2 separate regions of the Mus musculus genome follow, and region 2 is linked to region 1. A link is a loop called in an ENCODE intact Hi-C map of the cell type or tissue named here. Cell type or tissue: heart. All regions are shown on one strand. Links, peaks and the distances in the headings refer to the core of each region. The heading gives the core; the rest is flanking DNA.

Region 1 (3,889 bases), core at 661-3,160:
ATAGGACAGACCTGTTTTGGCTCATAGTTCAGTGTATTCCTTCCACCATGGTGGGGATAGCATGGTGGCCTCAGTGGCTCTCTGCTGGGGAAAGAACTTGCACTGGGGTTTGTCCGTACCCTAGTGAAAGGAACTGGAGGTGGCCATCGCCTTCAAGGCCCACTGGTGTCACTCTTCTGCTAGAAAGGCCCAGTGTCCAAAAGGTTCCACCATGTCCTGGAACAATGTCACCACCTGGGAACCAGGTGTTCAAAACACGAGCTGTGGGTGCACATTTTATAGCCAAACCATAGGACACTGGCTCAAAGCTCAATCCGAGGAAGGAGCTTTGTAAGCAAGTGACTGTGTACAACGGCTCTGCCCCACAGAGCCGTGTGCTGAGATAGAAGCTGCCGAGACTGCTTCCTGTGCTCTCACCCTGTACCACGCACAAGTGAGTTATAAAGAAAAGAGGCTTTTTTCAGTTCATAATTCTGAGGTCAGGAGGTGGAATCTAGAGATGGCCTTGCTGATGGAGCCCTCAGGGGAGTCAGGGCACCCCATAGGAGAACATGTGTGTGTGCTCATGTATGTGTGTGGTGTGTGTGTGTGCTCATGTATATGTGTGATATGTGTATGCCTGTGTATGTATGTGGTGTGAGTGTGTGTTCATGTATGTGTGTGGTGTATGTGTGCTTGTGTGTGTGTGTGTGTATGTGCAAGCACACTCGTGTATGCATGTGGTGAGTATGTGTGTGCTCATGTATGTGTGTGGTGTGAGTGTGTGTTCATGTATGTGTGTGTGTACAAGCATGCTCATGTATGCATATGGTAAGTGTGTGTGTGCTCATGTATATGTGTGATGTGTGTGTGCTTGTATATGTGTGTGGTGTGTGTGTGTTCATGTATGTGTGTGGTGTGAGTGTGTGCTTCTATTATGTGTGGGGTTTGTGTGTGGCATGAGTATATGTGTGTGTGCTCGAGTATGTGTGTGGTGTTTGTATATGTGTGTGTTCATGTATGTGTGTATATGCATGTGTACTTGTATATGTGTGTGGTGTGAGCGTGAGTCTGGTTTCTGTGTATAGTCCTTATGATTCCAGGGCCTGCTCTAATGAGTTTACCTAACCCTGATCCCCTCCCAAAGGCCTCTCTAAATACCACAGTGACTAATTTCCTCCTCTTAATCCCTCTCCACAAGCATTCACATCCAGTCAAGTTTCCCAGGGGGACACACCAGATTCAAACCACACAGGAAATGCTTCCCAGTACTTAGCCAGGTTCCTTGGAATGCAGCTGGTTTGACTGAGGAGTTGAAATTTTCACTTAAAATGAACAATTTTATTTAAGTTTATTGGCATCTAAGCTTTGTTTCTGTGTGTTTTTGTCAACAGCCTCCACTAAGAGAGGACAGGGAAAGATCTAGAAAAATGAAAAAAGAAAGGACCCAAGGGTTGGTGTGATGTCTGTAGAGGGTTCCTGCGCGTGGCGGGCGCAGCCACCAAGGTGTTGTGAGCTGGGATTTTCCCAGCAGCCCCCGCTGTGCTGGATGCCCTGGAAGCCACGATGATGCTTTAACTTGGTGGAAGAAAACGCTGTTTGCGCTTATTCTGGTTCCGGCCTCGTGGGCTGCCGCGGAGCGCGCGTAGCCTGTTCAACTTTCCTGACATAAATTTCCCACTTAAGTCATTAAGTCAAAACCAAAAAAAAAAATCCCAGACCACAGGGCACGGTTCTGTTCACCGCGGGTGCACTGCGCGCTGTGGGTTCACAGCGCCGGTGACGTCGCGGATTTGCGGTGATACCACACTGAGCTCAAGAGACGTCAGTGTCCGTGGGACCGTGGACATGGCGTGACACCACTCTGGGGTGAAACGCGGGAAAAATGAAGGCAGGAGCAAGTGATGCCCAGCAACTCCTGTGTCCAGAGGGAGGGGAAGGGAAGGGCCGTGCCTCAGTCCCTGCTGCCCCCTGGTGGCCCGCACTGTCTCAGCACCAGCCTGCGTTCCTGGAACTCCCCAACTGCGGCCCAAGTAGGTGCAGCCCAGCTTCTGCTTGTCTCTGACAATGCTCCTGCTCTGGAGAACAGCACAGACATTCAGGATACCCTAAACCCAACTGTCTGGCACCGGGCCAGTCTGCAACTTATCTGAGCTCACATATGCATCTGTAATTGACACCTGTCTCACGAGCCCGTGGTGAGAATTAAATACATCACCACTTCAGTGAGCCCCTGGAGTGGCTCTTGCACACAAAACTCTTTAAAAGCATCTGCTAAGCTTATTCTTGATGTCCGACTGAGTGCGTCTGGGCAGTGCGGGAGTTGAGCAGTAAATTATGCTCAAGGAAAATGGCACCCTTAATCCCAAAGACAGCACAAGTCCAGGATAAAATGTGCCCCGCTGTCACCACCCTGTGTCTGCACATGTCCCCATCTCGCCATAGGCTATGTGCAGAGTGACTCTTGGCTGTTTTTCCTTTACAGTGCTGGGGTCATGAGCAGAGGTCCTCACAGCAGGCAAGAACTCCACTGCAGAACCACCCCAATCCCTCTGCCATTACATAGCACCAACTTCTCATAGGTCCAGGTCCTCTGTCCCAGCTCCTTCCATGCAGACCCAGATCCAGGCCCTCATATAGAGCACCACTCTGTAATGTTATGACTTTGTGGTCTGGGCACACATCTGTATTGCACACTGTCCTTTGTGTCTGTCCCTTGGGCCTCTGATGAGTTCTGGCTACTCTGACTTACCCTCCTTGCTACAGTTCTGCCATGATTTCCAGCTGACCACCGAGGCCCAAGTCACTCTACATGGTTTTTTGTCCTTTGCTACCATGGGACCACAGGCCACACTGACAGTCCTCCCTAATCAGGAAAAGCAGCAGGAGAAAGTCCTTTGCCGTTTTCTTTCCACTCTGCGTGTAATGTATGGTGCTTTGTCGTCCACACTGTGGTCATGAAGAGACAGTATCGAGATGGAAGATAAAGGCAAATGAGGTGCGGCAGAGAGGGAAAAGTCCTCGAACGCATCATCTAATCGTCAAACCCTGCCTCCTGAGTCTAAAGCCATGTGCTTTTGTTTAAACAGAAATTCCTTTGCAAAGGTAACCCAATCTTCAGTGTTGTAGCGGATGGAACAAGGAACTCTGAAGCTACCTTCAACTAGGCATGCCCTAGTTCCTGGAACCTGTGCACATGTTTATACTTTCAGGGAAGCAATGAATGTTACAGTCAGAATAAAAATTACAGTACCAACCCAGGGGCCTCCTTCTTCCCTGCAGCCACAGGGTGGGGAGGGGGGAGGGAAGGGGATGTGGTCCACTTCAGTCTCTTCCTCCTCCTTTGGATTTCTCCTTCCTCTTTCTTCTTTTACGCCCCCATCCTCTTCCTCTTCTTTCCCCTCTTCCTCCTCTCTTCCTTTCTCTTCTGCCACCTCTTCGCCCACTAAGTTAATTACAATCCTTTCTAAATCTGGTCCTACAGAGACAGGCACCGTGACTTGTAAATGAATGACGGATGGACTGATGTCTCCCACTGTCTCTTCTCAGTGCCCTTGTGTAAACCCCAGAGCCACCCACAGCATCTGTTGGGCATCTTCACAGCCAGTGTTCAGCCATGTCAGCAGCCCAGCTGGCACAAGGCTCATGGCACATGGACAACCACAATTATGGGCACTATGGACCCTTCCTCCTTCTCTTCCAGTGGGTCTTCTCCTCCAAGGTGGGCTGCAGTGCTGAGACTTCTGACTATGGCCACACTGCCACAGAATCGTGGAGCCCAGAACCATGGAGCCTGACACATAGTAGCTGCTCACCAAAACTGTCTTGAAGCAGAACTGGGCCTCTGGTGGAGTGAGTGCAGAACTCACCGTGGCTCTCTGGCTCTCTCTCCTTGAGCCCTCTCTCAGTT
Region 2 (3,889 bases), core at 737-3,236, 90 kb before region 1:
TAACAGTGGTGGACTCCCTGGCCTGTGACTTTCATCCTCTTCTGGGGGAAACAGATTCCAGCAAACTTGCATGACCCCAGAAACATATTATGTACATTCCTTACAAAAGTGTCCACACTGGCCCCAGGAGATGTGTCCATAGAAACATCATGTAATGGAAGTCTGGCAATACTATAAATGCCTTATCAACCAAGTAACAGTCATATAAAGGGATTCAAATCACACCGTGGAATCCAGGACAGTGACAAAGAAAGCAAGGCTGCTCACATCCACATGGGTACTGCTCAGAACACACTGCATGCAAGCTGGGCACTGTGGCTGCCTTTCATCCCAGCACCCTGAGGCAGAGGCAAGTAGATCTGAGTTCAAGGGTAGCCTGGTCTCCATTGCCAGTTCCAGGTCAGCCAGGGAAAGAGAAACTGTCACAAAACAAACCACAAACACACAAAACCACACCATATGCAAAAAGCAAATCACACATTCACAAGGATGCCAAACACAGAAAGAACTGTACACAGCGATCATGGCAGGGCCATAGCAACTCAGTGAGGCCTATCAACAGCAAGGAAAACAGAATTCAGAGTAGTGGGAAACTTTGTAGAGGAGATTCAATGGGGGGCTGGGGGTATGGAATAATACGTTTCTTAATCTGGTGGTGCTACACCTGAGGTGTTCATTTTATCTTCATAAGTATGTTACAAAACAAAAATACTTAAAGACAACTTAAATATTAATTAGAGAAGAGTGGTACAGAAAAAGTTCAAATGGTGTGATGTGGGGAAAGGGGTCAGAAAATGGGTGTGGAACCGATCACAGGAGCCATGCTTGTTTGTGGCTAGGATGGCAACTATCTGCAATGAGGGACTCTGCAGAGAGGATTAACCATAGATAGGTGCAGCCCACTCAAAGGACTTTAAAACCAAGGCGTTTACAGAATAAGCAATGCTTGGGTACAGCATGGGTGGCCTGTGCTAGGCAGTGTTAATCCGCTGATGGCACAGCCTGGTTTGAAACGCACCAGAACCTCATGAGGAACAGTGTTCCCCAGGAGGGAGCTGGGGCTACAAAGGTACACAAGTGATGGCGATAGTGACGGACAGTACTGCAAAAGCAGTTTCTTTTAAGGCACTGCCAGTCCCAACCGTGGTTGCTGGGCAGTGGTGGTGTACACCTTTAATCTCATCACATGGGAGATAGAGGCAGGCAGATCTGAGTTCAAGGCCAACCTAATTTACAGAGTGAATTCCAGGACAACCACGGCAATAAAGAGAAAACCTGTCTAGAAAACATAACCACAGATGATTAGATAGATTGCTTAGATAGGTAGGTAGATGATAGGCAGACAGACAGAACAAACCATGATCTAGGTTCCTTCTCTAGACTTCTCCAGTCTTGGTCTGGGTTAGAGGTGTTATTTATGGTTATCAGTACGAAATGCAACAAAACACAGAGCACAGGAATCCTATACTTTTCCAAAATCGGACAAACGGATGATTCTGAACACATTTAGCCTCAGGCTTTCAAATGCTGGCTCCACAAACAAAACAAAAAGGGGGGGGGGGAGTGGGGAGGCGGGGCACGCAAGGGGAGGGTGTGGTCGTTTTGAACAGAAGGGTACAAGTGGCTGTCACCAAACAGTGTCAGTGACAAGGCACACTTTCTCCGCCTGACCCATCAGGCGATCGGGAGTCAGGAGCTACAGGAGTTCCAGGTCAGCCTAGGCTACATGGTGAGAGCATGTCTCGAAAAGACAATTTTTTAAAATTTAAATTAACAAATAAACAACTTATGTTGTTATAGAGCTGTTCCAACCCCTGCCTTTTGCGGGCTTCAATATCTCGTCAGCGCCAAAGCCCGCGCCGACCCCATGGTCGATCCCGTTGCCCACAGATGCCCGCTCTGGTCCCCGCAGCACCCCAAAGCCTTCATACGTACCGCAAACCAGCGAGATCACGCCGGAAGCCATATCGGAGCCCGCCTCCAGGGCGGAGAGATCGCCAGACTGGAGCTCCTACTGGTGGGCTACGCGCATTCTCCCGCTCACCAGCGGAGTACTTCCGTTTTCCCCGCCCGCTCTGTTGCTATGGCGCCTTGGCACCTGTGAGCCGCCTTCTGAGCTACGCGGTTTCCCGCGCGGTTTTCGTACTTCCCGGAACGGCTTCCGCCGCCCCCGCCTCTCGCTCGCTGGAGGAGAACCCACGGCGGGACGATCCACGGCCCACGGCCTGTGTCGTAGTAAAACTACTGCAGGCTTTAGACTGGAGACGAAGAATGGCTTTTGTTTTCCTGTGGCCTGAGCTAGAAACTTGGCTCTGCCGCTACTGGTTGAGCGGTGACCTTTCATGGAGCTACTAAGTGGAGTTAAAACAGCCGGTTCTGGGGTCCGCGAGCGTAATCTGTAAAGTGCTTGCTGCCCAGGCAAAGAGAGACCTTGTATCAAAAAACAAAGTGGAGGCCTTCCGAGGAACCACATCTTGCGTAGACCTCTGGCACACACACACAGAGGAAAAAGCATAAGAGACGATCTCACACACACACACACACCAGTCCTGAATACGAGATTTAAAAGAACTAATTGTTCCTATGCAGCACACACACACAGAGGAAAAAGCATAAGAGACGATCACACACACACACAGAGGAAAAAGCATAAGAGACGATCACACACACACACCAGTCCTGAATAAGAGATTTAAAAGAACTAATTGTTCCTATGCAGGTGACCCCTCTGGCCTGCTCTCAGGGACCTAGCGGCTGCTTAAGTCTTCACCCAGGTGCGTGTTGTGGAGAAAAGGCCTCCACCCCAGCCATCCTAGGACTCTCTTCTCTGTCGCTCTGCCTTCTGTTTCTCTTTTGCTAGGCTCTTTTTCTCCGGGTCTCATGGCGACTTCTTTGGCCTCGTTCTCTGAGACCGTTGAAACTGCCCGAGAGTTGCTCCCGGTAAACCTGCTTTTATATTTTTAATTCAGCATGATCTGGCTTATTACGTCAGCGGAGACATTTACTACCTGGGGCAGAAACTTTTTACTAATGTGCAGGGAAAACTAGGACGGCCGCCGAGAAGTGTGGTGTGGTACTGCCTTAGCCACTCTCATCTAAGAATTGTGAGGCCTGATGAAATTGCCACAAGGGTAACTTCAAAGAAATCACTTCTGCCTGCTCAAGGCTTTTCCTTTCCGAGAATTCCAGATGCACGTCTCAGAGCTGGAAATGCAGCCTCGCCCAGGAAAAGTGACTAATTATACAACCGTACGAAGTGCACAGTCCAATCTCTGAAAACATACATGGCCTCTCACCACCCCTGGAGTCTTGGACAGCTTCTTATCTTCTGGAGAGCTCTTCAACTGAGTAGGGAGACTAACAATACAGAGGTCATTAAAAGCTTCATCTCTGGAGGTGGAAGGCCAAGGTCAAATCCTGGTTCTTGAACCCAAACTCTCTCATCTCTAGGACAAAGCACTCCGCCAGCCCTAGCCTTATCCTGGCCATTTATAAAGAACCATAGTATCAAACTGAGGACAGGGTTATGAAGATGAACTGTGAGCCACTGGGGGTGGGGTGAATAATAAATTCTTGGTAACTGAACTATCAATGACAAAAAACTTTGTATAAACTCTGAAAACAGCCCTCATGGGAAGCTCGAACAGTTGGTTTGCCCTGAAGTCTTAAAAAGCCTTTCAAACCATTGTCAGTATTCAAAGTCAAGGGGATGTCTCAGTGGGTGAAGACACTTGCCACGCAAGCCTGAACTGAGAGACGCAGTCGTTTCTTTCCTTACAGACAGGTTTAGAAGCTGAAAGCCCACTTTCCCTAATGCTCCCAGCTCCTGAAAAGCCTTTTTGTTCCTTGTTCATCCAATACACTTGTTGAACCAGGTGTAATCTGCTAC

Evidence for each region. Peaks named below come from ENCODE experiments on the same cell type or tissue, not always from the same donor. Only the 100,000 strongest peaks of a DNase experiment are listed, where the experiment ranks them.
Region 2: a loop joins it to region 1, with 4 times the contacts of the local background. A loop is called at or near these places in 7 of 42 quality-filtered maps.

What each region holds. Positions count from the first base shown.
Region 1 is chr7:125,579,627-125,583,515 of GRCm38, forward strand. No RefSeq gene overlaps it. Among named protein-coding and RNA genes, the nearest start is that of Il21r, 22 kb to the right of the region's middle. In heart, for the core only: no CTCF peak of the experiment used is centred there; DNase peaks (open chromatin) are centred at 1,185 and 1,945; H3K4me3 peaks cover 637 bases; H3K27ac peaks cover 264 bases; H3K27me3 peaks cover 478 bases.
Region 2 is chr7:125,489,478-125,493,366 of GRCm38, forward strand. Nsmce1 (NSE1 homolog, SMC5-SMC6 complex component) reads right to left here and starts at 1,966. Exons shown (of 8, transcript NM_026330.4): 1 at 1,936-1,966. In heart, for the core only: a CTCF peak has its summit at 2,013; DNase peaks (open chromatin) are centred at 2,054 and 3,184; H3K4me3 peaks cover 1,659 bases; H3K27ac peaks cover 2,434 bases.